Linked DNA regions of Homo sapiens: region 1 is linked to region 2. Evidence: chromatin loops called from intact Hi-C (ENCODE). Cell type or tissue: HCT116. All regions are shown on one strand. Links, peaks and the distances in the headings refer to the core of each region. The heading gives the core; the rest is flanking DNA. Region 1 overlaps ABCC11 (ATP binding cassette subfamily C member 11). Region 2 overlaps N4BP1 (NEDD4 binding protein 1).

Region 1 (16,010 bases), core at 3,457-11,456, 310 kb after region 2:
TTGATCTCCTGACCTCGTGATCCGCCCGCCTCAGCCTCCCAAAGTCCTGGGATTACAGGCGTGAGCCACCTCGCCCAGCCCTTCTAGAGTTTTTATAGTTTTGGGTTTTACATTTAATCCATCTTGAGTTAATTTTTGTATAAGGTGTAAGGAAGGGGTCCAGTTTCAATTTTCTGCATATGGCTAACCAGTTCTCCCAGCACTATTTATTAAATTGGGAATCCTTTCCCCATTGCTTGTTTTTGTCAAGTTTGTTGAAGATCAGGTGGTTGTAGGTGTAATTTTACATTTATTATTTAGAATTCTACTATAAGAAAGAGCTGTTCCATCTCCCCCATTTATTTACTTACTCAATTACTTTTTAATGTTAGTATGGTCTTACAGATATTTAGTTTTTATGGTTTTTTTTTTTTTTTTTTTTTTTTTAGACAGAGTCTCCTCTGTCGCCCAGGCTGGAGTGTAGTGGCGAGATCTCGGCTCACTGCAAGCTCTGCCTCCCAGGTTCATGCCATTCTTCTGCCTCAGCCTCCCAAGTAGCTGGGACTACAGGTTCCCACCACCAAGCCTGGCTAATTTTTTGTATTTTTAGTAGAGACGGGGTTTCACCGTGTTAGCCAGGATGGTCTCGATCTCCTGACCTTGTGATCCACCTGCCTTGGCCTCCCAAAGTGCTGGGATTACAGGCGTGAGCCACCGCGCCCGGCCTAGTTTTTATGGATTCTAATCCGATAATATTATCTTTTTTTTGTTTTTTTTTGCTTGAATTGTTTTGGATTTGACCATTTCTGCATGTTGAGATTTGACTTGGGTTTGGCCTTAGGTTGCAGGTGGAACATTTTCTCCAATGTGAAGTCCAGCAGTGCTTTCAGAATTCCAGAAGGAGTTGAAAGTCCATTCATATCAAGAGTTATTTGTTAAGCGACTTCTCAGTGCCAGGCCCTGAGCTAATTGCAGAAGGGTAGACAGGTCCCAAAACAAGGTCCTACTCTCAAGCATCTCTCAGCCAGGGGAACAGACCCATAGACATCTGAGTATGAGGTAGGGCAGACAGAACTGTGTGTTTATATGTGTGCAACAGATAAGGGAAAGAGAAATCAGGTTACTAGGTGCTGTGGGAGAGACACAAATATAGAAACTTAGAAGCTCCTGCCTAAAGCTCTTTGTCTGACAGGATCCCACCTTCTTTCATTCATTCACTGAACATCATTTTCACATTGCTTAATATTCATTTCAATAACCATTCACTAAAAATATTTTTTGAACACCTATGATGTGCTGGACACTATTCTAGGTAATGGGGAATACATCAGGGAATCAGACAGACAAGATTTCTGCTTTCATGAAGCTGACATTCTAGTGGGAAAAACAAACAATAAGCAAGGAAAGAAATAAGGAAAATATTTCTGGATAGTAATAAGCCTTTTAGATGGTCAGGGAAGGTCTCTGAAAAGACGACATTTGAACTGAGCCCTGCAGTATGAGAAAGCATAAATCAATGCAAAGATTAGGGGGTGGGGGCCAAGGGCACTGTTGTAGGCAGAAAAAGCAGCACTTGCAAAGACCCTGTGGCTAGAATGAATTTAGGGTGTTTGAGGAACCTGTTCCTGGAATGTCTGAGCTTGGGACCTAGTGATTTCAGTTGCAATAAGGTGGGCAGAGTCAGATTATAGAGGGCTCTGTAGGCTCTGGTAAGGAGTTTGGGTCTTACTCTAAACCTGACGGAAGCCATGGGAGAGATCAAGTTGAGGAATAACATTATCTAGCTTATATTTTCAAAAGTTAATTTTGACTGCTATGTGGAGAATGGAACGTAAGGATTTAAGATCAAAAGCAGGGAGGCCAGTCAGGAGGTGGTTGCAGTTGTCCAGGCAAGAAGTGATGACTTAGACTAGGAGCAGTTGCTGTCAAGCTATGTTTGATTGTAGCTTCAAGAGAATATGCTGATGGATTGGACATGAAGATTTAAGGAAAAACAGTTGAGAAGGATTATCCTAGGTTGGGGCCTAAGCCACCAGGGCCTGGAGAGAGGTTGAGCCAGTAGCTGAAGATCCTGGCTATAATGAGGGTCTCATTCACTTCTCTGGATATGTACAATGTGCCCTACCTTGTGACAGATTCTGAGGGTGGTACAGAGATAAAACATATGTGGCCCAGATTCCCAAGCGCTTACCTTTTCATCAAGGGTCTCTCCAAGGGTAAGAGGGGAGGGGCTGCATTCATTCAGGCTTCCAGAGTTTTAACAAAGAACTTCTAAAACCAGCTTACAAACTTTATGGTATATTTTTAAAACACTAATGTTTAATAATTTTAACCCACTTATGCCGGAGGTTGCAATTTTTTTGGATTTTTGCAATCAGACCTCGGTGATGACCTTGAGCAGTAGGATATAAATAACTTTCACATGCTTAGCATTCCCATAATGGAACACTAGGCATCAATGGCCTAATACATACATGTGCCCCAACAACCACAATAAACAATACTATATAAATGTTCTGTTCACATAATAATGGCTGGATTTAGTTTTTAAAACACAAATTAATGCTGCTCTATAGAAGATGTGGTGTGGTGTGGGAATAGGCCCAAGTTTAACCTGCCTGCTTGATGAAAACCCTCTTTCAATCCTGTCACTGTATCTCTGTGATGGGATGTGTCAGCCTACTTTGGAGAACACCAAGAATTTAAATGTGAAGTCTTTCGTGACTGTGTGGCTTTCCTAGCTCCTTTTTTGACAGACTCTGCATGTACTTCATTCATTGATCCATTGAATATTTGTTATGCATATACTATGTGCTGGGCACTCTTCTAGACCCAAGGACACATCTGTGAACATGACAGACAAGGTCCCTGGTTTCAAAGAGCTTACATTCAATGAGGTATGCAGAAAACAAATAAGCCAACAAGGAAAGAAATGGCAATTTCAGAATGTGATGAGTAAAGGAAGTAGATTAGGAAAATATGCAGAAGGTGGTATGGAGAGAGGGGATCTGGGAAGGTTACTCTGAGGAGGTGGCATTTGAGTAGAGTCCTGAATGTCAAGAATGAACCAGCTCTGCAAGGAGGTGGGAGGAGAATATTCTTGTCAGATATTAGGACTAATGCAAAGATCAAGGTGAGAGGATCATCCTAGCTTCTGAAATTGAGGAGAAGGCCAGGTACTGAGATGTGGGGATTCTTCAGGCAACAAGATGCCCTCCTGAAGCTACTGAAACTAACAGAAGGAAATAAACCTAAGAGCAGAGAAAGTTAAATAGCACAGGGCGAGGTACAGGAGGAGTAAGATCTAATCACTTAAACTTCTTTAGGGCCCAGCTGGCAGGTGCTTCTGGCTCCTTGCCCTGGACACTTCCTTAACCACTGATGTACCTTCTGATCTTGGACACTAGACCCTGCTGCATAAGAACATGGAAATAAATCAGCTCCTCCAGAAAGCCCATGATACAGGTTACCCCGCTCCAGTGGCTCCCCTCCTGTTCACAGTCTGTTTCACCATACGCAAACAACCCACGTCCAAACCAAATTTGTCATCCTGACCTTTGCCTCTGGGGATTGGGAAAACACAGGGCTGGAAGCATCTGCTGTTTCCTCTCTATTTTATTCCCAGTCATGTCCTGGTTTCCATCCTGACTACAATGATGGTCTTACACCAATTAGAGTGAATAAACTCCAGCTCCATTTTCTTCCGGAAAGAGAATTGGGAGTCCAGGGAATGCTTCCGGGACTGCCAAGGAAGGTTCTGGAGGGAATTCCCCTGGTCAGTCCAGGAAGTGGAGATGGGCCCCATGGAACTGGAAGGAGGCCCAAGCTAATGTGTGGCTGAGCTCGAGCTCGTTTGCTTGGGATGAGCGACTGATGTTCTGCAAACATAACTATTACAATGTTTGCATTTTCTTAATTTTCGTTGGGTTTCATTTTCCATGTCGTTAGTTTCCTGGATGAATCTTGAATAGGAAAGAGTCACACTATGTGCTGGGCACTCTTCTAGATCCAAAGACACATTTGTGAACAGGACAGACAAGGTCCCTGGTTTCAAAGAGCTTACATTCTAATGAGGTATGCAGAAAACAAATAAGCCAACAAGGAAAGAAATGGTAATTTCAGAATGTGATGAGTAACCCTCATTGCATCTCTTTGCATCTCTTTGCATCTCTAGTTGTGAAACCTTCGTTACCTCTCTTTGCAGGTGTATTTGAATAAACCAGGTTGGCAAATCATACTATAGCTGAAAGGTGAGAGAAAATCTAATTTCTTTACTTGGTCTTTATAAATCTGGTCTTCCTCATGATCCCCCACTTGCTGGTTAATGAGGGAAAAATAAATGTTTTGGCTTACCATTTTAAGACCTTGTTTGAGCCAATAATTTAAGTCATTTTATCAAATAATTCTCACTAAAGGCTCTGTCTAGGAGTTGTCACCTGGCAGAGAAAGAATCAGGAACCTGGGCACAGTGACCTCTGCTCCTAGGCTTTCCCAGGGGAGGTCTTTTGTCTACTTGCTCACTGCCTGTCCTGCTGTCTTTGCAAGCCAGCTGGATCTTGGCTTGCACAGTAATCCTTTTTTGGCTCACTCACCTGGGGATGTTCTCTGAGTTGCTAGGCCTCCCCTGTCCCACTTCTGTTGGCAGCATAACCCCCTCCAAGATCTCTCCATGACTCTCAGCTGTTTGCAACCTGGGTTGTCCACTATGACACTTCTGGGAAGCCCTTCACCCAGACTTTTAGCAACTTCTTGTTCCCATCTATACCACAGGGAAGCCAAGAAAGCTAACCACCAGGCACAGCCAGCCACAGCCCATAGAGCACTTAGAAGTGAATTGGAAAATGATGTGCCCGGCAAGACGAGGATTTAGGAAAAGGCAGCACTCTCGCAAGATGGATGCCACAGTGGTCGGCTAGTACCTGTTCATACTGCCTCATGACAATCATCGGTCAAATTTTCATGAACTTTGAGAGCATAGCTGCTAAACACAAACATTAATAAAAAAAAAATTATATAAACTTACAATTAAATAAATTACATCAAAAACAAAGATAATACTCAAAATGTATCATTTCCTACTTATTTTGCTACCTTTTGCTGTTATTTATACTTCTGAGGTTACTTACATCTATTATATCTCTATGGTAGAAACAGTATATGATGATGCCGTGCTGCGCATCTCTTCCCAGCTCTGCATTCAGTGGAGTTATGTTGGTATCACATCACGAAATCGGCCATGATGGGTGTGTTTACACCACAGAAATAGGCAAAGGCTACATATCAGGGCTGGATTTATCATTTTGTTGATTGTCTAGTCTTAAGAAAGAAATGTAGGAAATGTTAATAATGCAGATTAAATGTACAAGTGTGTGGTGCCTGTAGCCATTACATTGTGAGTAGTAAAATAAAATAAGGGAATATTCTTTCAGCATTTGAAAACTATTCAGCAAAGTTACTCAGGTCATTGGCAAATGAGTGAAGATTCAACCAACATATATCTCTGGTATTGCACTTTCCTCTTACTTGTTAACATAGAGCAAAATGTCAAGTAGCATTGGAACTATACTTAATCACCAATTGCAACCACAGGTTTGTTACAGATATAAACGTTTATGAGCACAGCACTGAGGCAGCCCTTTGCAAGGATATGAGACTTGCACTCTGAAATTTGCTGCCTCCACCCCTTGCTCTATTCCCTTTACTGGGGATCTTTGTGTGTGAATAAATCATACAGCAATATACCGTGGCCCCATCCACAGGGCCTCATTCTAGGGAATCATGCCAGTTTTAATTTAATGCAGCTATATTCTAGGCTGGTTCATGGCAGCCAGTCTTCCTCCCAGAGCTGTAAAGAGTGTGTGTCACTCTCTCTTATCTAATACACCTCCTTCTCTCTCTTTTCTCTTTTCTATCATCCCTGAAGTGTCCACATTCTACCACTACATGGCAAGTAAGCCTATGGCCTGGTGCCCTGGCTGGGAAGCCTATCTTATATGGTCTGTAGGAAAATTCCAGCAACTGACTCTACCAGATCTGGTTGTGATTTGGTAAAAGGAAGTGGGATGGGAAGGAGTGGGACAAAGAAATCTAGAGTAACTTCTCACAAAGTAATGGGTTAGCTTGCAGTCTATTTGCTTGAAGTACAATCCAATATTTGAATGTTTGTTTTGTTTTGTTTTTTGAGATGGGGTCTTGCTCTGTTGCCCAGGCTGGAGTACAGTGGCACAATCTCAGTTCATTGCAACTTCCACCTTCCAGGATCAAGTTATACTTCTGCCTCAGCCTCTTAAGTAGCTGAGACCACAAGCGTGCACCACTACGTCTAGCTAATTTTTTATATTTTTGGTAGAGACAGGGTTTCGCCATGTTGCCCAGGCTGGTCTCAAACTCCTGAGCTCAAGCAGTCCTCCCGCCTCAGCCTCCCAAAGTGCTAGAATTACAGGTGCATGCCATCATACCCAGCCTCAGTATTTGAATGGTAAAAGCTATATCTGAACACCAGGACCAACTACATAATTTGTGGGTAACAGTGCAAAATGAAAATGAAAATGAAAATGTGGGTCTTCTTGTTCAAATTTATTAAGAATTTCAGGATGGCAACAGAAAAGCATTCAACTGAGCCTGGGGCCCTTCTGAGTGTGGGGCCCTGGGGGGCACAGGCTGCACCCTCATGGCCCTGGCTCTGCTGCACACTTTCTCTTTCCATCTCTTCAGAATATTCCTAATTACTACCTTCTCTCCTGTCCCAGGCACATGAATATTCTGAGTCAAGCAGGGAGTGAGTCACATACTCAGAAAAACAAATATGAAAGTCATATTTTTTTTTTAAAAAAAGAACCCTGATTATTTAAGTCTCCTAACTTGTCCCCAGATTCCTTCTGGGGTCTGTGAAAACCAAGAGTGAAAGCAGGGAAAATGATGTTTCTTTCATTCACATATGTGTCCATTCATTCTTCATTTATTGAGCACCTGCTCTCCTCCCAGCACGTTCCAGGCCCAGGAAATTCAACAGCGAGGAAAGCAGACATGTCCCTGTGCTCATGAGGCTCTCTGTGTAGTGCATAAATGAAGTCTGAACAAATAATGATTCAAACAAATACACAGTTAAAGACTGGGATAAAGCAAGAAGACTGATTTTATGAGCAGGGGTTTGATACATCAAAGGAGATTGCCCAGGATCAAGGGTGCGGTGTTGGGGGTGGGTTGGGGAGGGTGGTTAGAGAAGGTTTCACTAAGTGATTTGGGCCTGAGGCCTGAGAAGATGTTTAAAAAGAGGGATCAAGCACAGGCTAAGGAGAGGAAAGAGCAGGCACCCAAACCTCTGCATGGCCCCAATATGCTCCCTGCAGGGTAGTGCCCCCTCTTCTGGCTGCTCAAGGCGAGATCTAAGCTTCTTCTAACTCCTGCTGTCTTTTCATATTCTCTGATTCTGGGAAACGAAGAATTGGCAGGAACTGAAAATGACTAGGAAGAGGACATACTGGGTGCCCAACTCTTCTGGTGGCCTCGTGAATCGTGGCATCGACATAGGCGATGACATGGTTTCAGGACTTATTTATGTAAGTAGATCTCTTAGCATCAGCACACCAGGAAACTGAGTTGGCAGAATATTCTCCACGGTCATAAATTACGTCAAACAATTTCTTCCCATACTTATTTACCCTTGAATTTTTTTTCTTTTCTCTTTTTGCTCTCTCTCTCTCTCTTTTTTTTTTTTTTTTGACTCAGGGTCTTGCTTTGTCACCCAGGCTAGAGTACAGTGGCACAATCATAGCTCACTGACACCTCCTGGGTTCAAATGATCCTCCCACCTCAGCCTCCTGAGTAGCTAGCTGGGACTATAGGCACATACCACTACGCCCAGCTAATTTTTAAATTTTTCACAGAAATGGGGGTCTCCCTATGTTGCCCAGGCTTGTCATGAACTCCTGGCCTCCATCCTCCTGTCTTGGCCTCCCAAAGCACTGGGATTACAAGCATGAGCCACCCCACCCAGCTACTCTTGATTTTTTTCAAATAGACCTCAGGCTTCCACAATGAGATCAATTATAATCCATCATCATGGCATACCTTCATGGTTTATGCATATCTCTATGCATAATATTATATAGAGATTAGATTGTATCTATCTCTCTATCACCTATTACCTATTTATCTATGCATTTACTCATATTAATAATAATAATAATAAGCATCTGCAAACCCATCACCAATACATCAGCTTGGACCTTGGCAATCACACGCAGCAATTGGTCTTCCCCCATGTCATTCCCCAACCCTTCCTACCTGATGTAACCACTATTCTGAATCTCTTTCTGTCAATCCTTGCTGTGCTTTTAAAAAGTATTATTTTATATAGAATATATTATTTATTCTATATGAAGTCCTAAAAATTACCTGTCCTTTTATTTTAGTTGTCAAAAGGGAAACATATAATATTTTAGGATTTGCTTTTTTACTTGTTGGTTTCTTTTTAGTAGATTTACCCTCAAAGAGTGACTTGGTCCCTCATTCTGCAGGTAACTAACTATGGCACCCTTTATTCCTGTCTAAATTGTTTACTGTCAGATAAAAATCCAAAGAGGTAGAGTGACTGGGCCAGACTCACTCAGCAAATGTGGGTCAGAGCGAGTGCTGGGATCCAGTTGCCCTGACTCTCGGTCCCCTGCTTATTCTCGGTATGGAAGCCTTTCTTTAGGAAGCAGGATATGGAAAAATCCATTTCTCCATGGGCAGCTGGTCCAACATTCCCTCAGGACAGAATTTACGAGATTTGAAACTGATGCTCTTTTGTTTTTCTTTTCCAAGAAAACCTATACTCTCCAAGATGGCCCCTGGAGTCAGCAAGAGAGAAATCCTGAGGCTCCAGGGAGGGCAGCTGTCCCACCGTGGGGGAAGTATGATGCTGCCTTGAGAACCATGATTCCCTTCCGTCCCAAGCCGAGGTGAGTCCTGATGGGGGTGGTGGGAGAGAGCTGTATCCACCAGGGCAATGATCCCCAACCCTCCCAACTAGACCTCTCACGAAGGTTGCATAACTACATCCCTACACAGCCAAATCCCTTCAGAGCAGCCTGAGGCACACCAGGGAGGCACATCGTCATAGCCATTCATTCATTATTTATTCATACAGAAAGGATCATTGAGCACCTACATGTGCCAGGCACTGTGCTACATCACAGGGGAAGAACAGTGAGCAAACAGACGTGATCTTTGCCATCATGGACCTCACATGGGAGAGAAAGACAATAAGCAAATAAACTTGTGCATGACATGATTACAAGCTGTTTGAGGAAGGTGCTGTGAAGAAGTATGCGAGTGTTGAGGGACCGGAGAACCATGACAACTTGGTAGGTTCTGAGTGGCTTAAGCTGAGTGACACCTAGAGGGAGAACAAGAATTTCCTAAGCAAGAGTAGGAGAAGAATGATCAAGGAACAGCCTGTGGGACAGCCTTGCCTGGAGGGGCAAGGAACACAGCATGATGTGTCCAGGAACTGAGAAAGAAGGAGGCCAGTGTCACTGGAGAGTCTTGTGTGATGTGGGTGTGGCATGAGGTGAGGCTGCAGAGGCAAGCGGATCAGACAGGTTCTCAAAGGCCACATTAAAGTTACCAGCCGGCCGGGCGCGGTGGCTCACGCCTGTAATCCCAGCACTTTGGGAGGCCGAGGCGGGTGGATCATGAGGTCAGGAGATCGAGACCATCCTGGCTAACAAGGTGAAACCCCGTCTCTACTAAAAATACAAAAAATTAGCCGGGTGCGGTGGCAGGCGCCTGTAGTCCCAGCTACTCAGGAGGCTGAGGCAGGAGAATGGTGTGAACCCGGGAAGCGGAGCTTGCAGTGAGCCGAGATTGCGCCACTGCAGTCCGCAGTCCGGGCTGGGTGACAGAGCGAGCCTCCGTCTCAAAAAAAAAAAAAAAAAAAAAAGTTACCAGCCTTGGTTATGGGAGTAACCAAGTTGATTTCCAACATGTTTTCTAAGATTTTTATCTATCAACAAACTGCATTTGTTTGCCCATTTTTAAAATCTGAGCTTCTGTCAATACTAGTTACATTGTTACCATATTGAATTATGTTATCTCCACCAAGAACAAAGAACCTTGGTACTTTCATTCACCTGGGTAACCTCATCTTAGATAAATATATTGTTTCTGTTGGGGCTTTAAGATATTAGCACTGGCTCATAGGTCTTGCCCTGTCTTTTGTGATCACAAATGGTACAATCTCTTGCCCTCCCCTCACCCGCTCCTTGCTCCAATATCCCTGGCAATGGCATGTGGCCAGCCTTGTTGAGAATGCTGTGAGGATATGAAAGGGTAGAGAAAAGACGTCATAGTCCCTCTCCCCTACCCCCCAAAAGAAATCTTATAAGTTCGGCATTTTCATCTTCCCATCTTTCTCCTCAAGTCTCTTTTCGAATTGCATTTTCTTCCCATTGAAACACATAAACTTAAAGGCAATTTTGAAAAAAAAAAAAGTGGAAAAATGACACATAATCCCAATACCCTAATTTAGTCATTTTTGGTATTTGTAAATCATTCTTAAAGGTAATACCTTATCATCTTTAATTATTTATGTATTCAATTTTATTGTTTGTAAAAGTTTCACAGAAGAATTAAAGCCTTGAGGACCTCTCTTCCTATTTCTTTGTCAACTCCAACTCCTTTTTCAATGTCAACCACTATCAGCAATGTGATATAAATGTACATACTGTTTTGTCTGCTTTCTCTCCTTTCTTCCTTTTTTATATAAGTGAAAAAAATACTGAGTTTTTTTTTTCTTTTGAGACGGAGTCGTGCGCTGTCTCCCAGGCTGGAGTGGTAGTGGCGTGATCTCGGCTCACTGCAACCTGTGCCTCCCGGGTTCAAGCGATTCTCACGCCTCAGCCTCCCGAGTAGCTGGGATTACAGGCGTGCACACCACCACACCAAGCTAATTTTTGTATTTTTAGTAGATACAGGGTTTCACAATGTTGGCCCGGCTGGTCTCGAACTCCTGACCTCAGGTGATCCACCCTCCTCGGCCTCCCAAAGTGCTGGGATTATAGGCATGAGCCACTGGGCCCAGCCAATACTGAGTTTTTAATCTGCAAGTGGCTTTTTTTTGGCTTTTGCTTGGAACTCTTCCTGTGTTTTACATATAAACAAACCTTATTGAAAAAAAAAAAACCCCAAACATCTACATTGCATTTGCATTTTATAGTATGGGTAGATCATAATTTCTCTCTTTTTGTTTAAATAATTCCTCAATTAATGGGCACTTTTGTTGTTTATGATTTTCAACTTACAAATAAGAGTCATGAAAACATGTTTGTGTGTAGATCTGGGTAACCTCGTTGTGTTTTAATATGGTTGTCATTCATCCTTGCAAAATCTTGATCCTGAATTCATTCTTATCCTTGTGGCCCCTCTACTAGGTTTCCTGCCCCCCAGCCCCTGGACAATGCTGGCCTGTTCTCCTACCTCACCGTGTCATGGCTCACCCCGCTCATGATCCAAAGCTTACGGAGTCGCTTAGATGAGAACACCATCCCTCCACTGTCAGTCCATGATGCCTCAGACAAAAATGTCCAAAGGTGAAGCTGCGCTGGGCAAACCAGTGGATAGGTTAAAAGACAATCTCTTGGTGGGATAATGACCAGAGATGCCTAAGGGTGGTAGGGAGGGGCCATGCCAGACGACTTGGCTCTTCCTGTAGGAAGAGGCCTCATACTAGGTGAGGGTTTTTAACGTGGGGTTCATGAATCTCCTAAAATGGTATGGATATTTTGTACATACGGGCTGGAGATCTTTCTCTGGAGCAAGAATTCACATCTCTTATCAGACTTACCACAAGGCTTGTGAACCCAAGAAAGTTATTTTTCATTTTTTTCTTTTATTTTTATCACTATTTTTTTTTTTTTTTTGAGATGGAGTCTTTCTCTGTCACCCAGGCTGGAGTGCAGCGTGGTGCAATCTCGGCTGACTGCAACCTCTGCCTCCTGGGTTCAAGTGAGTCTCCTGCCTCAGCCTCCCAAGTAGCTGGAATTACAGGCGCTTGCCACCACGTCCGGCTAATTTTTGTATTTTTAGTAGAGATGGGGTTTCACTATGTTGGCCAGGCTGGTCTTGAACTCCTGACCTCAGGTGATCCACCTGCCTTGGCCTCCCAAAGTTCTGGGATTACAGGTGTGAGCCACCACACCTGTCCCAAGAAAGTTAGAAATGACCACTTCTAGTCCCTTTTGATTTTCTCTTCTGGATCAGGCATTCAACAGTGGCACTGAGTATTACTTTGGGTAAGTGGCCCAGTCTCCCAGTGCTCAAGCCACCGCTAACTAGTTGTGTGATTAAATTTCTTGTACCACCCACCACACACGGTAATATGAGGACAAAAGGTGGGAGAATATGAATATGTGATTTTAAAGATCCTGTATTCATGTTCCTACCTCTAGCTGCTTCATGAGAGATACCAGGTGGAAAATGAGTTTCCAAATGTGTTCTGGAAATTATAGTCTCATAAGAGCCTCCCCATAAAGAGCATTCAGTAGTCAGAGGAGTTTGTGAAATGTTGTGTTATAGCCAGGTGTTGGAGATTTACAAAGCAACTTAACACATTGAAGGCACATGTTTTCACATGGAGTACAGAAACTGGGTAAACTTTGACCCATTCCTTCTCAGACCTATTTGGTAAGAAAAAAAGAAATGGTTCCAGGAAATACTTTTTGGATAATGCCAGATATTAGTCAGAATCTCACCTCTTACTATGATATCAGACAAGTTTCCCTTTCTGGGCCCTGTGTCTTTATGTATAAAATAATGGATTGGCCGGGTGCAGTGGCTCACGCCTGTAATCCCAGCACTTTGGGAGGCCAAGGTGGGCAGATCACGAGGTCAGGAGATCGAGACCATCCTGGCTAACAGAGTGAAACCCCATCTCTACTAAAAACACAAAAAAATTAGCCAGGCATGGAGGCGGGTGCCTCTGTAGTCCCAGCTGCTCAGGAGGCTGAGGCAGGAGAATGGCGTGAACCCAGGAGGCAGAGCTTATAGTAAGCCGAGATTGCGCCACTGCACTCCAGCCTGGGCAACAGAGTGAGACTCCATCTCAAAAAAAAAAAAAAAAAAAAAGTGGATCATAAATTTATTTCATGGTCCTTCATAGGATTGTTGCAAGAAACAAAAGAGGTGATAAATTCATTTTTTAAAGTACACAGAGAATCGCTTGAACCCGGAAGGTGGAGGTTGCAGTGAGCCAAGATTGCGCCACTGCACTCCAGCCTGGGTGACAGAGTGAGACTCCATTTCAAATAATAATAATAATAATAATGTACCTGGAAACACACTTGATGCTTAATAGGTAACCAGCTAAGTCAATTTGAGTTTGCTTGTTCTTCTCTAACCATTGTGAGTACAAGATCTCCTGATTTCTTTCCATTCTCTTCCAGTTCACTGATTCTCTTTTTAATTTCGTTACTTACAATGTCTGTCCACAAACACTTTTGCAATCACTCCGTTTTTGTTTTTTGTTTAAAGATGAGATCTCACTATATACGCAAACTACGAAATACAGAAGGAATGGAAGAATTAGAAAACTCATCATTTTTCCAGCACTAGTGGAGGTGGCGCTAGGCAATGGTCATCAGTGTTGGAGATCTTGATAATGAAGGAGCCAGGCTGACACACCTTAACCCACTGATCCCCACCAACATTCCTAAAAGTGGGACACCAGACATCATGTGGTTCCTGATGTGAGGCGACAGGAAGTACACTCATCACCTCTTACATTTTTTTTTGCCAAACGGCTGGAATTCTGGATTTCATTAAGCCTTAGGTCTAGTGACCAGTTTATTAGGAAGCACAAGGGATCAACAATTATGTTAGACAACACCATGGAGATGCAATCAGTCCAGTTCAGAGTGTGGGAGATCCTACAGGATAAATAAAAATCAGTTTCTCCAACAAATAAATGGCATAGAAATGCAGACAAGGGGAAACGCTTACAGATTAAAATGCAGCTCAAGAGTTCTATCAGATTTCTCCTTTAGACCTTGTTTGGATCTTGATTCAGAGAAACTAACTCTATAAAGACATGTTTAAATAATTAGAGAAATTTCAATACAGACTGGGCATTAAATGCCATTAAGTAATTATTGTTACTGTGGTGTTATTTTATTTTATTTTATTTTTTTGACAGAGTATCGCTCTGTCGCCCAGGCTGGAGTGCAGTGGCGCCATCTCGGCTCACTGGTTCAACTCACCTCCCGGGTTCAAGCCATTCTCCTGCCTCAGCCTCCCGAGTAGCTGGGACTACAGGCACCCGACTGTAGTGTTATTTTATTGTTACTATTTTTTTTTTGGTTTGTTTTTTGTATTTTTTGAGATGGAGTCTCACTCTGTCACCCAGGCTGGAGTGCAGTGGCATGATCTCGGCTTACTGCAACTTCTGCCTCCTGGGTTCAAGCAATTCTCCTGCCTCAGCCTCCCAAGTACCTGGGATTACAGGCGCATGCCACCGTGCCAACTAATTTTCGTATTTTTAGCAGAGATGGGGGTTTCACCATGTTGACCAGACTGGTCTCGAACCCCTGACCTCAAGTGATCCACCCGCCTTAGCCTCCCAAAGTGCTGGGATTACAGGCATGAGCCACTGCGCCTGGCCCTGTGCTATGGTTTTTTAAAGGACTTTATCTGAAAGAGATATATACTGAAGCATTTAGAGATAAAATGATATGATGACTGAGATTTGCTTCAAATCCTCCAGGAAACAAAAGTCAAAGGGAAGAGACATGAAACAAAAATGTCAAACATTTTTGATTCTGGAAAGGGGGATGAGTACTCAGAAGATTACTACATTGTTCTATTCTGTTATGTTTGAAAATTTCTGCAACAAAGCTCCTGGCTAGCAAGAACTAGGATGTTTGGATGTCACATGCAAAGAGATTCCACCAGTTCCATTATCCTCTTTTCAAGGCTTCACCGCCTTTGGGAAGAAGAAGTCTCAAGGCGAGGGATTGAAAAAGCTTCAGTGCTTCTGGTGATGCTGAGGTTCCAGAGAACAAGGTTGATTTTCGATGCACTTCTGGGCATCTGCTTCTGCATTGCCAGTGTACTCGGGCCAGTAAGTGGCAGACTTGGTGAGGTTTGGGGGACTCTAGGCTTCAGAGGTTTAGCGATGGAACTGCGGGCATGTTCAAGTCCATGCCAGGAGTTAGAGATGCATTTGTCTTTCAGTTGCTGTCTAGAAAATGAAGACCTTTTGAGGACAGTAGAGCATGGTGGTTAGGAGTAGCTAACCACCAAGGAGTGGCCCTGTAGCCACTGCTTGGATTCAAACCATGTCCCTGGCACTTAGCTGCTGGGTGACTTCTAGCAATATAGTCACATTCTCTGCGACTTGGTTTCCCCATGGAATCCCATGGGACCCTCAGGTGTAGACCTTATGGAAACCCTTGCATGTAAAATGGAGAGCTGCCTCATAGGGTAACATTAAATGAGATAAGTATATAAAGCATTTAGAACATGGCCTGGCTCAGCACATGTTAGCTCCTCTGAGAAATGGCTGAGCAACTCTGGGAATGTAGGTAGCAGGAAATAATGGTCTTCTCCAGGTAACATGGTTGGGATGAATGTGCTCTATTTCCCATCATTCTCCAGTTCCTCAGCCCAAGAGTCTCATATGAGAGAAAGAGTCTGATTGGCCAGCTGGGGTCACATGATCACTGGTTGGCCAGAAGAAGCGGGGTACTTTGATTTACAGTCCAGCCTAGACTGCACCAATGGGGGAGGTGGGAGTCTTCCCAGAAGAAAACTGAGGCACTGGTACCAGCTACGGGGAGGTGAAGGTAGGTCAGGAAGAAACAGCAGTCGATGACAGAACAGAGATAACTGAGTCGGGTGACAGTTAGGTGCCGGGTCCTCTAGATCCACTCTCCATCATTTTCCATCCTGCCCTGTGCCCCTAATGTGGATCACATTAATGGACCCCCACTGCCCTCTGGCTTCTGGTTGGGGTTGACCGGTGGGAGATTCTAATAGGAGACTGGAAGGAG
Region 2 (16,010 bases), core at 4,473-12,472:
TCAGCCTCCCAAAGTGCTGGGATTACAGGCGTGAGCCACTGTGCCTGGCCTACTATTCTTGAGAAGCAAATGAGTTTAATCTTATGTTTAAAAAATAACTGAAGTTAGTTCATATGTTGTTTTTGCCTTAGTATGGGTCTTGCTTGTTTTTTTTTTAATTCCTAGTGAGTTAGTAAAATTGAGTCAATAGAAAAAAGGTTTTCTACAGCTCTCCAAGTGAAACATTTGAGTGTACTTTCATTTCTTGATACATTTGGGAAGATAGCCCTTTTCTGAATGTATATTCAACTTATTCCATGAACAGAACAGCACTTCTTAACCCAGCTCCAGGAGCTCGGAATATTATCTTTAACTCCTGCCCGGATGGTCTTTGGAGAAAGAATTGCTTCTCATGATGACAGGTATGAAAGGCCATTCTCCTTCCTAAGGTTGGAGTGGGGTGGTGAGGAGCCAGCCACCTGCTCTGCTGGACAGGTCCACACTTTTAGAGGACCTGCTTGATGCAGTGGGTTTAATATTTATGGTCATTAAGGTGATATGCTCAGTGATATTTGCTACATAGTTTTTAGAAACACCACAGAAGAAACTCTTTGTGTTTTAGTAAAACATGGCTGAAAATCTATAAGTAAAAGCAGATATTGTAGTCTGGTTGGTAGGTGCTAAAAGTAATGTTTGTCTTGTCTTAGTGTGGCAGGCTTGAAAATGGTTTCAAATATTATCTCCTCTCAGTCTACTTTTGGTCAGTGACTTAGCCTGTTATTGTAATGCCTGGGTCCTCAGGGTTTCTTCTACATAATAGAAGTGTCTGAACTGACCCTACTGTGATAGGAGTAAGCTGCATTTCTTTTCTTTCTTTTTTTTTTTTCTTGAGATGGAGTCTTACTCTGTCAACGCAGACTGGAGTGCAGTGGCGCAATCTCAGCTCACTGCAACCTCTGCCTCCTGGGTTCAAGCGATTCTCCTGCCTCAGCCTCCCAAGTAGCTGGGATTACAGGCAAGCACCACCATGCCCGGCTAATTTTTGTATTTTTAGTTTAGCAGGTTGCAGTGAGACGGGGTTTTTCCATGTTGGCCAGGGTGGTCTTGAACTCCTGACCTCAGGTGATCTGCCCACCTTGGCCTCCCAAAGTGCTGAGATTACAGGTGTGAGCCACCACACCCGGCCTATAAGCCTGCATTTCTTAGCTTGGCATATAACTCAGGAAGCAGGTACTAGTGCATCTGAGTCACCAAGATTTAGTCTGTACCTTTTAAATATTTTGTTTTGTTTTTGAGATAGAGTTTCACTGTGTCACCCAGGCTGGAGTGCAATGGTACAATCTTGGCTCATTGCAACCTCCGCCTCTCAGGTTCTAGCCGTTCTCCTGTCTCAGCTTCCCAAGTAGCTGGGATTACAGGCATGTACCACCACAGGCCTGGCTAATTTTTGTATTTTTAGTAGAGATAGGGTTTCACTATGTTGGTAAGGCTGGTCTCAAACTCCTGACCTCAGATGATCCACCCGTCTCGGCCTCCCAAAGTGCTGGGATTACAGGCATGAGTCACTGCACCTGGCCCTTTTTAAATTTTTTCTAAAAACTTTATTGAGCACTAACCAAATCTGATACACCGAGGTAGGTTCTGGGGACATGCATGATTCAGATGCACCTTCTGCCCTAAAGAATTTTGAGAAGACGTGTGCATAAGTAACAGAAGGGAGTTTTGCTGTGGTTGAATAAGAGAAGGTTCTAAACTTAACCAATGGAAATAGGACCAGTTTTTAAAATCCTCCTCATGGTATGAAATTAGTAGCAAGTCTACTAGTATTTGGTAGCCTAGTGGTAGCTGTTTATTCTTTTCTCCCCTGCATTTGCCCTGTTTATTTTCATCTGGCTTATAGCACTAACAACAACCCTGGTGTTTTCGCCTGTGTTCCACCAAAACACCACTCCATTGAAGATAGTGTTTAGCTTGTGACCCAAGCTAGTGAATGATAGTCAAATGGGTAAGAGATGAAAAGAGGGCCTGGGCAGAGGGATGGGGGGCTTGGGACCACAGCAGACATATATTCATTCACCAAAAGGGCCTTCTCATTGACAGTCCCTTGCCCTGCACCAGGCTGGTATGCAAGACCAGATCTGATGGGTGAGACTCAGGTGGCATGGAAGAGCCGAAAGAGGATACCATATGTGGGTGCCGGGGGGGATAGGTGAGAAGTACTAGAAGGCGGAATGGAAGGACACTTCTGCTCAGCTCTGTGACACGGGCAGGGACCCTGCAGGGCTCAGGTCCTTTAACACAGCAGCTTCATTCTAACACCAGCAGCGTTGGAACACACGTACAAGTATGCAGACTAAGCTCTTGCTTGGCTGATACGGCTTTTTGGGTTTTTAGAGAACATGCATATATGTTCTCATTCATGGTACATGAACTCAGAAGCCTTACTGCCTATTTTTGTTAATACTTCTGGGCAAACATTACCACTTACAACTCACACCAGTTAGAAATCATTTGTAAAATGTTATTTAATAAAGCCAAAGAACTAAATCATATTTATTTTCCAAGGTTTTCTAAGATCTCTGAAACTAATGAGGTTTTTTAAATCCCCATTAAGTACTCATCACTGCTAGTAAAAGCAGTTGTCTTTACCTTTAATTCCAGTGAGTCCCTTAATTTATTTTTTATTATCTTTGTCTACATTGCCTTAGACAAATGTGGTCACCCTAATTTAAGGGATAAAATTCACATCCTCACAGATTTCTTATTAAGAGGGTCTAAGCATGAATAATCAGCAGTGAAATGGAAGTCTTCTTTACTGCTTCATCCTTTCCCTTTTTTATCACCATGTATCCTGTCATATCTTCCATTTGAGTGAATCTATAACTTAGTCTAAACAAAATGGCAATTCTAGATACCTCTTTTTAAATCAGAGCAGTGTGAACCTATGAATTTTTTTTTTTTTTTTTTTTTGAAGCAGTCTCGTTCTGTTGTCCAGGCTGGAATGTAGTGGCACGATCTTGGCTCACTGCACCCTCCACCTGCCTGGGCTCAGCTGATCCTCCACCTCAGCCTCCTGAGTAGCTGGGACTACAGGGAACACCCGGCTAATTTTTTGTATTTTTTTGTAGAGACGGGGTTTCACCATGTTGCCCAGACTGGTCTCAAACTCCTGGGCTTGAATGATCCGCCCACCTCAACCTCCCAAAGTGTTGGGATTACAGGCGTGAGCCACCACACTCGGCTTGAACCTATGAATTTTTAAAAAGGAAAAAGAATTGTAAGGCTGATTGTACTAAACAGCTAATCTTAGAACCAAAATACTGTTGCTCAGTAACTTAAATCTGAATAATGATTTCACAGGCTTGTCAGCTCTCATTCTCTGCTCTGGTCTTCATGCATTCTTATTAACACTGTTTATTGATAATACAACTTTTGAATAAATTATAGTTGAGATCATTTAACAAAAGAAATTGTATGAAAGACAATCTATTTTGTAATCACGCTAATAATTTTAGAGATATTCACCATTCTGATTGATCTTCAGTTGATAGGGGCTAAACTTTTCTGTGGCCTAGCCTTGGTTAAATTCTTTGATGGTTTTCCTATGAAGAGGAAATATTCTCTTCTTATAACATGGCTTCTCTGAGCCAAGGATGCCTGTTGCTGATTTTAAACTCTCTTATATTACCATAGGTTTCTACTACACTTAGCGGACAAAACTGGTGGCATAATTGTGACAAATGATAATTTCAGAGAATTTGTGAATGAGTCAGTCTCTTGGAGAGAAATTATTACAAAAAGGTAATATTTTCTTCTTTGTCTTTGGTCAGAAAAGTTTTGTTTTTAATTGTTTGTTTCTGTGTGCATTTTGTTCGTTTTGTTTTCTATATTCCTTGGCTCCACAGAAGGCAATATAGGGGACCAAAGTATCATAAGACTGTGCTGCACTCCCACTTCATAGGTGGCTGGCCCCTCCAGGTAAGCGGGGGCCCAGCACAGAGCAGCAGAGCTGGCAGTGATGAGTGTGGGCATGCTCTGCTGTCACTGCAGTCTTCTAGGGCATCAGAGTTTTGTTGCATGAAGCAGGAGGTACAGTTAAGTGTGATGGAGCACAAACGGCCTCCTATTTTACTCAGCTGTGAAGTGAAAGGGTGAACTTGATGACAACTGGGATTCCAGCAAGAGGAAAGGACCGAAAGCAATGTGTGCTGACTGGGCTTTCACTTCTTCATGGTCTGGAGAGAATATTTCCACTTTTTAATATCTGATGCTTTTCTGGAGGTTTTTACAGTCATAGTTTAATAATCTATATTGAAAACATCTTTAGATATCATCCAAAATAAAACAAAGTTATGTCAAGAGTTTAGCATTCACTGCTGTTTTTCATTTGTAATAATACTATGAATGTGTCCACTGCTGAAAAATGCCCTAAGATCAGTGGGCACTGGCTTCTAGGACTTTTGGTTAACCAGTATCACCTGACCAGTTATTTAAAATAGAAAGCAAGAGTCTGATAGTGCCAGGGACAAGTGATATAGACCAGAAATCTTAAAACATAAAGTAAGCATGCCCCACACTAAGTATAACTAATATATAGTAAAACTTGCAATATAGTTAGCATAACTAGATATTTATCCCTGTTGGGATTTCACAGTTGCACCTTGCCTGTTATTTATATTTTCCTAAATTATTAGAAGATTTTAGAAAAAGATTCTGTGTTATGAATGCCCAGGTGAGAGTTAATTACTGTATGCATTTTGACACCTATGCTGTTAAAAAGCTGTTGTTGATAGCTGAACCAAGAATTGGTCTTTGACCTTCTGGGCACAGTTAATGAGCTACTAATCTTGTAGGGCATGTTTCTGTTGGACCTCTGCCTGGGCTCATTGTCAGTATTTATTGACACTCATCCATGTATGCATGGAGGGTTTAAATGCAGTCAAGACTGGTGTTCTCCAGCCAAGCTGTTGCTTTCAGCATTCACAAAAACAAGGTAGAAAGGAGACCTGGACAACAAGCACAGGCACTTGGACTTTTAAAAATTATTTTATTTTCTGTTTTCCCCTGATATGATAAATAGTGGTCTAAAGACCTCAGATTTCCTTTATTCATATATGGTTTTCCTTTTTAAAAATATTATTTTCAGTGGATTTGCTTATGGACACATTTATTACCAGTTTTATTCAAAAATTAAACATTTGTTCAGCATTTGTGTCCTAAGCTGACAGTCTTTAAATCTTATTTTTCAAAGTTATATTGAAAGTTATATTAGAAGAAGAAGCGGCTTCCTAAGCCCAGTACAAATCTGCAAGTCTTAATGAGAAATTTGAGGGCCAGCTGATAAAACGTTCTGACTATTGTTTTTGTGTCCAAAACAGAAATTAAAAGGGTTTGACTTGGGTGTTTTCCCCGCTTTTAGGCAGTTGAGCAGTCTTAGGATTTGTAGGCTGACCTGACCGTTGCTTTGGCATCAGGTGGCTGCTTTGGGATCCTTACGCAGGCCCTGGGCAGTGAGGACCCTGTCTCTCAGCCTCATGGTGTTCTGTGTTGTAGGCTGCTGCAGTACACGTTCGTGGGGGACATATTTATGGTTCCCGATGATCCTCTGGGAAGAAGTGGACCTCGATTAGAGGAGTTTCTTCAGAAGGAAGTCTGTCTTAGGTATTTCCTTTTTCAGATTGTCTTGTATTAAAACTTCTATTTCAATTCTTTGTGCTTTAGTGCAAGTGCTGTCTTTATAGACTAAAAATGACATTAAAAAAATTATTTTTTTTTTTTTTGAGACAAGGTCTTCCTCTGTCACCGAGGCTGGAATGCAGTGGCGTGATTTCGGCTCACTGCAACCTTTGCCCCACTGGGCTTCAGCGATCCTCCCACCTTAGCCTCCCGAGGAGCTGGGACCACAGGCGCATACCACCATGCCCAGCTCTTTTTTTGTATTTTTAGTAGAGACAGGGTCTTACCATGTTGCCCAGGCTGGTCTGAAACTCCTGAGCTCAAGGAATCCGCCTTCCTCAGCCTCCCAAAGTGTTGGGATTATAGGCATGAGCCACCATGCCTGGCCAAAATTTTTTTTTTAAGCCTTAAATTTAGTGCTGGTTTCATATATTTGGAAGCTAATGTAGCAAGCATCCCGGATTTTCAACTATAGTCCTTTCAGTTTTCATCCTAGGAAAAGACAGGAGCCAAACTTTTTTTGTGGGTTTATTTTTATTGATTTATTTTTTTTGAGATGGAATTTCACTCTTGTTGCCCAGGTTGGAGTACAATGGCGCGATCTTGGCTCACTGCAACCTCCGCCTCCCAGGTTCAAGTAATTCTCCTGCCTCAGCCTCCCAAGTAGCTGGGATTACAGGTGCACGCCACCATGCCTGGCTAATTTTTTGTATTTTTTTTTTTTAGCAGAAACGGGATTTTGCCATGTTAGCCAGGCTGGTCTCGAACTCCTGACCTCAGGTGATCCACCCGCTTCGGCCTCCTAAAGTGCTGGGATTACAGGCGTGAGCCACTGCGCCCAGCCTTTTTGTAGGTTTAAAAAGACAAAGCCGGGTTTGGTGGCTCACGCCTGTAATCCCAGCACTTTGTGAGGCCGAGGCAGGTAGATAACTTGAGGTCAGGAGTTCGAGACCATCCTGGCCAACATGGTGAAACCCTGGCTCTACTAAAAATGCAAAAATTAGCTGGGTGTGGTGGTGCGTGCCTGTAATCCCAGCTGCTTGGGAGGCTGAGGCAGGAGAATCACTTGAACCTGGGAGGCGGAGGTTGCAGTGAGCCGAGATCGTGCCACTACACTCCAGCCTGGGTTACAGAGCAAGACTCTGTCTCAAAAACAAACAAAAAAACAAAGCTAGTTTTCCAAGCTGGTGGTCACTTACTGGCGAATACTACTTAGGTTCATCATGTATGTGTGAGAGCTCTCCCTCTGAATCACGAGTGCCTGATGGGGTCATTTTGTATGTGTGAGTGTCTTTTTACATTCACTTTCTAAAGTCATTTGCTTTGAACATGTTATGCTTATATTAATTTCCTTACTGCTTAGGAATCACTGCCTGGGGGAACTGACCATTACTTTCTACCTTCACTGAATGGAAAAGCCAGTATTCAATATTTATCTGAAAATGATTTGGTAGTTTAGGTTTTCTTTGTTGTAGTTGGGGTTTGTTTTGTTTTTAGGACACCTTGTTAGTGGTTGTTTCTGTTTTCATAATTCTTAGGTAACAGACATTAACTAAAGATTCCTGTGAACCTAACAGGGAGATCATATGACCCCATGACTGATGTTTACTCTTTTTAAAAACTAAACCAGGCTGCACTTCTGTGCATTCCCAGCTGGTATTTGCATGGGGGTGTGATGGGGGGTCTAAGCTGAGAGGAAGACACACAGCTCTCTCAGCATTTTTAGGCAGTCACACTTTCCAGCTGATCTTTTCCATTTGCAACAGGAACCACTGGGAGCTGTAGGTTTGGATTCAGTGGTAGGTGGTGATGGGTTTCTTTTTTTACATGGTGGTCTCTTCTACCTAGGAGACCACTACAATTTCAACTCCCTGGTCTTGTGAATCATTTCTCTTTTGAGCCTTTGGGTTTTATGACACAGACGAGGACTTAATTCCCAAATGCCATGCTTTTCTACCCACATGAAGAGAATGGCAGCCATTTTCCACACCTGCTGTGCTCATCAGTCCATCTCATTTTGCTTCCCCACATCTGAACTTGGAAATCCCCTGCTGGGCTTCAGGCCCGAGGCCTGTGTCAGAGCATCAATCAGGTCCGCGGGTCAGAGTTACCAGAAGGAGAGTCCTCTGCTTGCTCCTGCTCCTTGAGCAACCTGGCACGGGGTCTGTCCTGCCTGCCTTTTCACTCTCACTTGGTGGCTCTTTGTGGAGCGGCTCAGAAATCGGTTAAGAAGTTGGGAATCACTTCCATCACAGAGGGGCTGTTGAAGTTAGTTGAGCTTTTGAAGTTGGGGAAACTTCAGCTAGCCTCATTTCTCGCCTGCAGGCCGAGTCCAGTGGGAGGCTTTTGAGCGATACAGATGCCCTCCCTGTACACACATACTCGCACATACCCATGTGCATACAAGTGTGGGCACCCACCCACACCTCATCTAGACTGAGTCGGTGGGGACTGCCACTCTCCCCAAAAGGAGTCTCTTCTAATTTCTATTAATCAGGGTCCTGCACAAAATCAAAATCTTCAGAAGAGTAAGACACTGTTAAACCTTTTGAAAGCTCCCAAGGGTACCCTGGTTAGAGCCAAACAGCTGGATGGGGTCAGTCCTCACAGCAGAAGACCTGGGAGGGTGGTGCTCCCTCATAGAGCGCATTGATTCCCTGGCACGCCTTGAGGTGATGTCAGTGAAATCCCCGCAGGCTCCTCTGTGGGTGTCTCATGGCACCATCTCCACCTCAGTCTTGCATCCTGCCTTTGGAAGCCAGGGAGCGGCATCCTGAGCCTCAAGGCCTGCCGCAGGTACCTTCTAAAATAGCTCTATGATTTTTTGTTTACTTATAACCCAACTCACCAGGACTCACTTCCATTCACAGAGATATGCAGCCCCTACTCAGTGCCCTGCCAAATGTGGGCATGTTTGACCCCAGCTTCAGAGTCCCTGGCACCCAGGCAGCCAGCACCAGCCACCAGCCTCCGACCCGGATTCAGGGAGCCCCTTCAAGCCACTGGCTCCCTCAGCAGCCCCACTTCCCACTGCTGCCAGCCCTCCCCAGTCTCCAGCAGAACCTGCCCATGCCAGCTCAGAGATCTTCTGCAGAAACCAACGAGCTGAGGGAAGCCCTTCTGAAGATCTTCCCTGACTCAGAGCAAAGACTGAAAATAGACCAGATCTTGGTGGCCCACCCATACATGAAAGATCTAAATGCGCTTTCTGCCATGGTGTTGGATTGAAGATTGTGCTGAGCGCTGAGCTTGCGCTCAGGGCTGGCTGATCAAACTCAAGCTCACACCTGTACCTGATGGGAATGAACATAATGTGAAGAAACTTATTTCCCAGTGTAAACGCAGTTGTACAGAAAAAAAATGTTTTGGGTATAAATCTGGGTTTTCAAAACCAGCTTTTTTCTATATATAAATTATGCTGCTATTACAGATTTAACATTTTCTGTTAAAGGAAAGTCTACATTTTCTGCCTGTTCAGAACTGTTTAATAGCAGTTACTCTTGAGTGTATTTACCTTTTTATGTTTTTTAAACTATTTTCCTTAAAGCCGAAAATATTGACAAATGGATATGGTTAGCCTTTATAAATAAATAAAAAAAAAAGTGTTGCTTTCTTAAGGAAAGCAAGACGTCTTAAAGTATATTTTCTTGAGATGAGTATGTCCCATCACTACCATGAAGTGTGCTCACCCTTCCAGCCTCCTCTGCCCTCACCCCCGGAGTTAAAGTGGGTAAGAGTTGGTTTGTTCTGCAGTCTTTGGTTGGAGTGTTGTGAAAGTGGACCCGCGGTGCCACTAGATGGCACTTGGTGCCTAGCCATGGTGAATGACCAGGGCGAAGTTAGTCTCACAGAATACCAGGGCTAGAAGACATCGTGGAGCCCATGGAGTCCCACCCTCCTTCCCCCTTCCACCCTGCGCAAAAGGGGACGGCCCAGTGTGCACGCCGTCCGGCCATGCCCACAGCCACAGCCACAGCTGAGGAGTGGCCGGGCAGGCAGCAGGCTCCCCAGCCAGGGCTTGACACGCCCACAGTCAGGGGCCTCCACATGCCTGGCCTGGCTCTGGAAGTCACGTCTTAGCTTCTGAACACCGTAGCGGGTTATGAGGAAGTTTAATGAAGAGCCCGGTCACTGTGGCCATCTTGTGTCCCCAACTGCAGGAGACGCCCTGATGTGGAGTTTGTACAGCTTTGCCAAAAAATGGTTTTCTATTCTCAAAAGTGACCCAAGCCAATAAATAGCATTAGTAGCTTCTGTGGGGGGATCCCAGAGCCCCTGTATTTATTTTCCCTGTGTTTGTCTCTAGTGTCCTCCTAAACAGCCTTTCCTGTGAGTCTTTCTCAGAATTGATATCTTAATATTGTCTGTTCTAGGTGTTGCCCAAATTCAGTGTCAGTGAAGTTCTTTTCCTGGGCAATCTTAACATCTTTACTCTTATTGTCTGGACCTTCAAAGGGCTTTGTATTTTACACCTGCGCCCCCAGGCTGCTCACAGTCGGCTTGCTGCCTGTCCTGCCTGTCCGGATCTTGTCTCCTAGTCCTGAGGAGCGGAGGCTGAGAACTCAGTGCTGGTTTGTAAATGGTGAGGGGACTTGGGGGCATCCCAGAGTGCTCCCTCCAGGCCTGCTTCTTGGTTTTGTTTGATCACTGCGTTCTTCAAGGGATGAATCCAGAGCCCTCCATGAGGCCAAGCTTGTCCTTCAATCATGTTTCCTCTCAGATGCGTCCGTGATGCCTCCTAATGTGGAACTGGTTGTCCATTGTTTGGGCCTATGGCCAAGTCACCCAGCTGTGGAAGCAGAGGTAGAAGACGAGGCCAGCCAGGAGGGCGACTTCAGTCACAGCTCCCATGCCTCAGCTTTGTACCTGTTTTCAAAAGCACAACTGAGGTGTGCGGGCTGGAGCTGTCTTGCAGTGATTCTGGCCTTCTGGCTCATGGTTCAGTCCAGCAGCCTGGCTGACCCACTATTTCTCCTCTGCTTCAGAGGAAACCCAGGAAATGCCCTTACTGCCAGGCTGAGTCTCCACCCATGCTGGTTGGTGCTGGCTAGGCTGAGGGGGCCACCACTTTTCCTGGCTAGAAGCTACTTGACCTTTGATGTTTGAGTTCTGTAAGTCTTCGTGTTCTGACTTACTGCTTCAGAGGGATTGGCCTGTCCCCTTTCCCTTTCTCGGCTATGGGAAGGAAGGATTGCTCATTGGTTGCCTTCATCAGTTACAGCATGAGACGGAATTCATCATTCCTTCCGAAACCCCTGATATTTAATATTTAATATTTAAAAACCCAAATTATCAAACCATTAAGAACTCATTACTGGTTCTCAGCCTCCTCCAGTACTAGCCTCAGTGTGGCTGCTGCATAAGTATCTGTAGCCTGTCTACCTCCTGCAGTGGGGCCGCTCGCCTCTTCCCTGTCTACTGCTCAGGCTCTCCCACTTCGTGGCATCCATGTAAAGTAGGTGGCAGGGCAGAGATGTCACTCTCATTCAACAGGGAGGATGTCTGTTGCTCAGAGAGGTTGTCCTGAGGGGCTGGGTGATTCCTGGGCCTACATTCTTCCCGAGGCTCCAGGCCGCTGTCTCTGGAAGTAAAAGAGCCTTGTCTGACCTTAATGCAAGCAGTCTGTTTGAACCCCTGTAGGCTGCATTCAGGAGACAGAAGGTGTCTGGGCCATCCTGGGCGGCCGGTCAGCGTTGCTAGGCAGGCTCGGCTGTCTGGCCGGGACTTGGGCCTGGGTGGCTTTTGAGACCAGTGAAGAAGGGAGAGCCGGCCTCATGCCGATGCGGCTTGTGGCACGGCTGGGATGTGAGGGAGGACTCAGATCTACACACAGAAACCCCTCTTCTCCCCGCCCTCCCCCAGCTCCTACCTGCCTCCCACGCCTCAGGTGTGGCTGCCTGTGGGACCATCCCCCAACCCCTTTCCTCGCACCTCCTTGTCCTCACCCAGTTCCTGCAGTGTCTCTGACCCACGCCTCCCGCCTCCTGGCCGACTTGCCCAGGAGGTGTCTCTGGCTCACCTCCGTCTGTTCATCACCTTCCTCCCCAGTGTTTCCACTTATCTTGGATGTTTTAGATTGAAACAGCCTGATTCCCGGAAGAATCCTCTTCATTCATTGCTAGTGCTTCCCCTCACCTCCCACTCTCCACTTCCCAGTTTGCAAATGTGGCTTTCGCCCACCAAGTGAAAGCGGACTGAGAGCAGCCCTTGGGGACGGCCCGGTGCCTGGCTGCAAGGCCGCGCTGGGGCTCTGTCTTGGTGCACATGGCTTGACCGGACTTTCCCTGCTTCCCACCACTTCCCTCACTCCCAGACCTCCCTCATTCTTTTTGTCTCTTCTTTTTGCCTAAAGCCAGTCCTTAACACCCTATTCTTCCTCTGCAGGTGGCTTGCAGACTTTTCCCCACCTTTGGGGCTCGTGGTGGTGGAGAGGGCAGCTGGTGTTAAGAATGTAGGTTACCGGGCATGACCCGGCAGATGCTTGCCCAGTAGTTCTGGAGGAAGGCCCGGGAATCTGCAAATGAGCGCATTCCCCAGGCAGTTCCCATGCAGGTGATCCACGGACCACATGTTGAGAAACTGCAGTCACCCTTAGGGCCACACCGTCCCTCTCCTCGCTGTCCCCTCTCTGTAGTGACTGGCCCTGACCTTCAGGAGTGCACTTTCCACTCTACCAGGAAGCCCTATGACATCCTCAGGCTCCCCAGACCTGCAGCTTGCATGGGGCCCCTCCCTTCTTCCACACCCACCCTCCGTATGGTCCCCTGCTCTGCCCTCGTGCTTTGCTGGCCCCTGCCCGCTACTCCCACTCTCAGACACCCAGGGGTGGTGGGCCCTAACTGGCTGGCCCCTCCCAGCGCTGCCCTCTGCCGTCCAGATGCTGCAGTGTGGCCAGATTTACCTTCCAGTAACATACTTCTAGTCACCCCTCCTCCTGCGAAGTGATCTGCAGTGGCTGTTTGACCAGACCACAAAGTTCACATCTCCTGAGCTTAGTGTCCGTGGCTGTCCACCTCCCAGCCATACTTGACTGTCCCCAAACTCTCCCTGCAGCCACATGTTTCCCATGACCTGTGGGCTCTGCAGATGGACCTCTCTCCGCTAGAGATGCCCTTCTCCCAAATGGCTTCCCTCCTGGAAGGCCCAGCCTGAGTCCTCGTCTCCTTTCCAGTGCTTCTGCCAGAAGCATCCCCATGATGTTGTGACCGCACAGCACTTTGTGTCTCGCTTTGAGCACTTGCCACTCTGGCTGGTGCTGCTGCCACTGATTGTGTACTGTCTTGCTGCCCTTTCTAGACTGTGAGCTCCTCGTGGGCAGGGACCGCCTGTGTTCTCTGTATTTCCCACGGCGCCTAGCACAGTGCCTTGCACTTGATAGGTGCTTAATAAATGTCTGCTCAACTGAACTGGAGGACAGTGCCTTCTTGACTGCGGCATCTGGCAGCAGGACCAGTAAGAGGCCGGGAATCCACTGCCCTGCAGTGGGACAGTGGGGTGGGGCTGGGGTCACTCCACTCCCTTCTCCCTCCCCTGCCAGGCTCCAGCACATGGCATCCTGGGCACACAGGTCCGGGGAGGGGTACCTGGCGCAGGCTGCATACTAGATGCACTCAGGCTTCCTGGCCAGGGCCGACAGCCGGCCCAACCTATGCCAGTCCAAGTCACTCCTGGGGAGTTCCTCTGTGGTGGTGGGAATCGTGGGATGCCAGGCCCAGGTCTGTCAGAAGCCATTTTCCACCCTGGGGGAAGTCGACCTGTGGCAGGAAAGAAGCGGCGACGTGAGAGAGGTTCCTGGCAGCATGAGCCTTGGGTTCCTGTTGTCAGGAAAGCCCTTCCTCGGACGTCACCACACCCCAGTATTCTAACACACTTTTTGCTTAAGCTGGTCATTCCAGTTGGATTTACGTCCTTTGAAATCGAGTCTTGAGTAACACGTGTTACTGTCTTTAGCAAGGATTTGCAGATTGTTTAGAAAGGTCCAAAGACCTGCACAAACAGGGCTTCAGGAGTATCCACCCCAGTCAGAAAATGCTGGAAGGGGCCAACTATTTCGGAGTTGAGTAACTTGAAACTCAGGCCTGGTGCCCCTCAGCAGAGAACTCGGCCTGGCTCTCGAGCTGTTCCCTGCTGCCGTGGCTCTGTGCCCATCCCACTGCCTCTTCAGTCCCCTGACGGCAGTTCTTTTCCCCAGTTCCCTAGTTGGGCAAATGCCAGCACTGTTCATTTGGAGTTTGACTTTCTGTATACTTCAGAACTGTAACTAAGCATTATTTTATTATGCCTATTTTACAGATGAGGATTTCCTCACCTGTAAAATAGGCATAATAATGCTTTCTACTTCAAGGGTGACATGAGGAATAAACGTGGTGCTTAGAACTGTGCCCAACCCAGAGCCCCGCTCAGTGACTGCTACTGGGGCTCTGATCAGCAGCCCTGCGGACACCTACCTAACTATTCGCCACCCTTCCAGGTCATCCCACACCCCCACCAGCCAGGTCTTATCTCCAAGTGCTAAGCCGTCATCCTCCAGGTTCTGAACGCACTCCTTTATCCCTGTGGTCCAATGATGAGGGTGCTTAGGTTAGGGCCTACATTTCTTTCAGTGCCTCAGCAGGGCCATGGGAAGTCCAGCTGTTCTAGAGAGGGCATTGTTCCTTGAACAAGGCAGGCACTTGGGAGAGTCCCTCGGGTGCCGTCACCAGAGAGAGCACCCGGAGGAAGTGAGCACAGCCACTGCCTGCCTGCAGGGTGCTGAGAAAGCTGAGGCCGGCAACCAGTGTCGTGCCCTCACCACCCATGTGCCCGGCAAGCTTCTGTCTCCTTTAATCCTCACCTCACTCCTAAAGTGCTGCTGTTATTATCTCCATTTTGCAGAGGAGGAAACTGAGGTACAGAGATGCTCAGGAACTTCCATTTCTTCAAGCTAAGATGTCCAGGATTTAGGATTTGAATTCCAATGGGCCATCCCACCTCCCTGAAAGGCAAAGCTGCACCAGAGGTGACTCAGCAGCTGGTATGGCACCTAAGATACCTCCACCCTTCAAGGAAAAGAATTGAGGGCCCATGACAGACCTGGGTCAAGGCTGTCAGTCTTCAGGGCACAGGGAGGCTGCGGAAGGAAGCTGCCTCCCCACTTCCTGCTTGGTGGGCCCGTATCCAGCCCTGTTCCTGCGAGAGGATGCCAAGAGCATATTTTTTTAAAGAAGTTGACCAGTTCTGCAGAAGCTGTGTCAGGAGTGAGCCCATGTATGCATCAGAGCCACCTTGCACTTCATTTCGGGAAACACAGATGAGTTGATGTTGATTGGAAACTGTACGTGGCCTTTTTCCCGGCTCAGGTTCCAATCCCCTACACACCGAGGATGCCAGGGCTGGGGGCATTCACTGGGGAAATGGACTGGGCAGGCAGGGATTTGCCCAGAAACAGAGCAGAAGTACCCACAGCCAGTGCTGGAGCCAAAAGCCCAGAGGCTTAGGGCTTCTTAAACCAGCCCCCTTTCACCCCCTCCTGCCTGGTGGCTTCAGCTCCCAGAGTCACAGGACTCCAAACCGCAGACTCCAGCCTTTGGGGCTTTCCTTCCCCAGCCCCGAGTCCCCAGGGAGCCCTGCTTGGCCCCACAGCCTGAAACCCAGTCTGGGGTCAGGCCTGGGCAGGCCCTGTCCTCCCCTCCTCCCTGCTTCTAGCGAGAAGAGGAGGCGGCGGCCTCCCCCAAAAAGAATGCGCTTGTCTGCCCGCCTGTCTGGCTCCTGGATCAGTCTAAAGTTTCAGCCACCAAAACAGGCAGCAGGAAGAAGAGGGCCTCCCGCAGCCTGCCCCTAGCAGCTGCGCACGTGGGCTTGCTCAGGGGACTTCCCCCAAACCAGGGTGTCTCTCAATGCCAGCAGGACCCTCTCCCCTTGCCAGCCCCTCAGGATCCCTGGCATGTCACACCTCCACTCTGAGAAGGGCTGGGAACCCTTACTTCTTCCCACTGTGTGGCTAAGGGACATGAGGCCCAGCCGGTGAGGGGTGGGGCCCAAACCCCTCATCCCCTCCGGATGCTGCACCTTCCCAGCCCCTCCAGGGTTCCTCCATCCCTGGTCTTGAGCAGCCACTTCATGCAGGGGACAGTGCCAGGGAAGGGAGAGAACAACCAGAATGGCCCTTCTTCTGAAGGCCTCATGCCCAGCCAGCCCGTGGAGTGAGGGCATCACCTGCTCCTGCACTTATTCTCCGTGACCTTGAGAAAGTTACGCAGCCTCTCAAGGCCTCGGGCCCTCATCTGTCAAGGGCTAGTGCTGCTGCCCTCAGAGCTGGTGGTCTGTGACCCTGGCTGTGCACTGGGATCCCCAGGGGCAGCGCTGCCCAGGCCACA

The links. A loop is a pair of places that touch in the nucleus more often than their neighbours do. Peaks named below come from ENCODE experiments on the same cell type or tissue, not always from the same donor. Only the 100,000 strongest peaks of a DNase experiment are listed, where the experiment ranks them.
Region 1: it touches region 2 in a loop (11-fold over the local background); 22 of 110 quality-filtered maps call a loop at or near these places.

The regions. Positions count from the first base shown.
Region 1 is chr16:48,223,351-48,239,360 of GRCh38, reverse strand. ABCC11 (ATP binding cassette subfamily C member 11) reads left to right here. Exons shown (of 30, transcript NM_001370497.1): 2 at 7,422-7,538; 3 at 8,788-8,924; 4 at 11,397-11,555; 5 at 14,932-15,079. The coding sequence starts at 7,440. Among named protein-coding and RNA genes, the nearest start is that of LONP2, 13 kb to the left of the region's middle. In HCT116, for the core only: a CTCF peak has its summit at 7,376 (motif pointing left); a DNase peak (open chromatin) is centred at 7,340.
Region 2 is chr16:48,535,777-48,551,786 of GRCh38, reverse strand. N4BP1 (NEDD4 binding protein 1) reads left to right here. Exons shown (of 7, transcript NM_153029.4): 4 at 305-401; 5 at 3,673-3,780; 6 at 5,533-5,640; 7 at 8,526-13,061. The coding sequence ends at 8,883. Among named protein-coding and RNA genes, the nearest start is that of N4BP1, 66 kb to the left of the region's middle. RefSeq lists enhancers at 9,165-9,665, 9,666-10,166, 12,714-13,213, 14,153-14,222, 14,983-15,052 and 1 more. In HCT116, for the core only: a CTCF peak has its summit at 9,432 (motif pointing right); no DNase peak of the experiment used is centred there.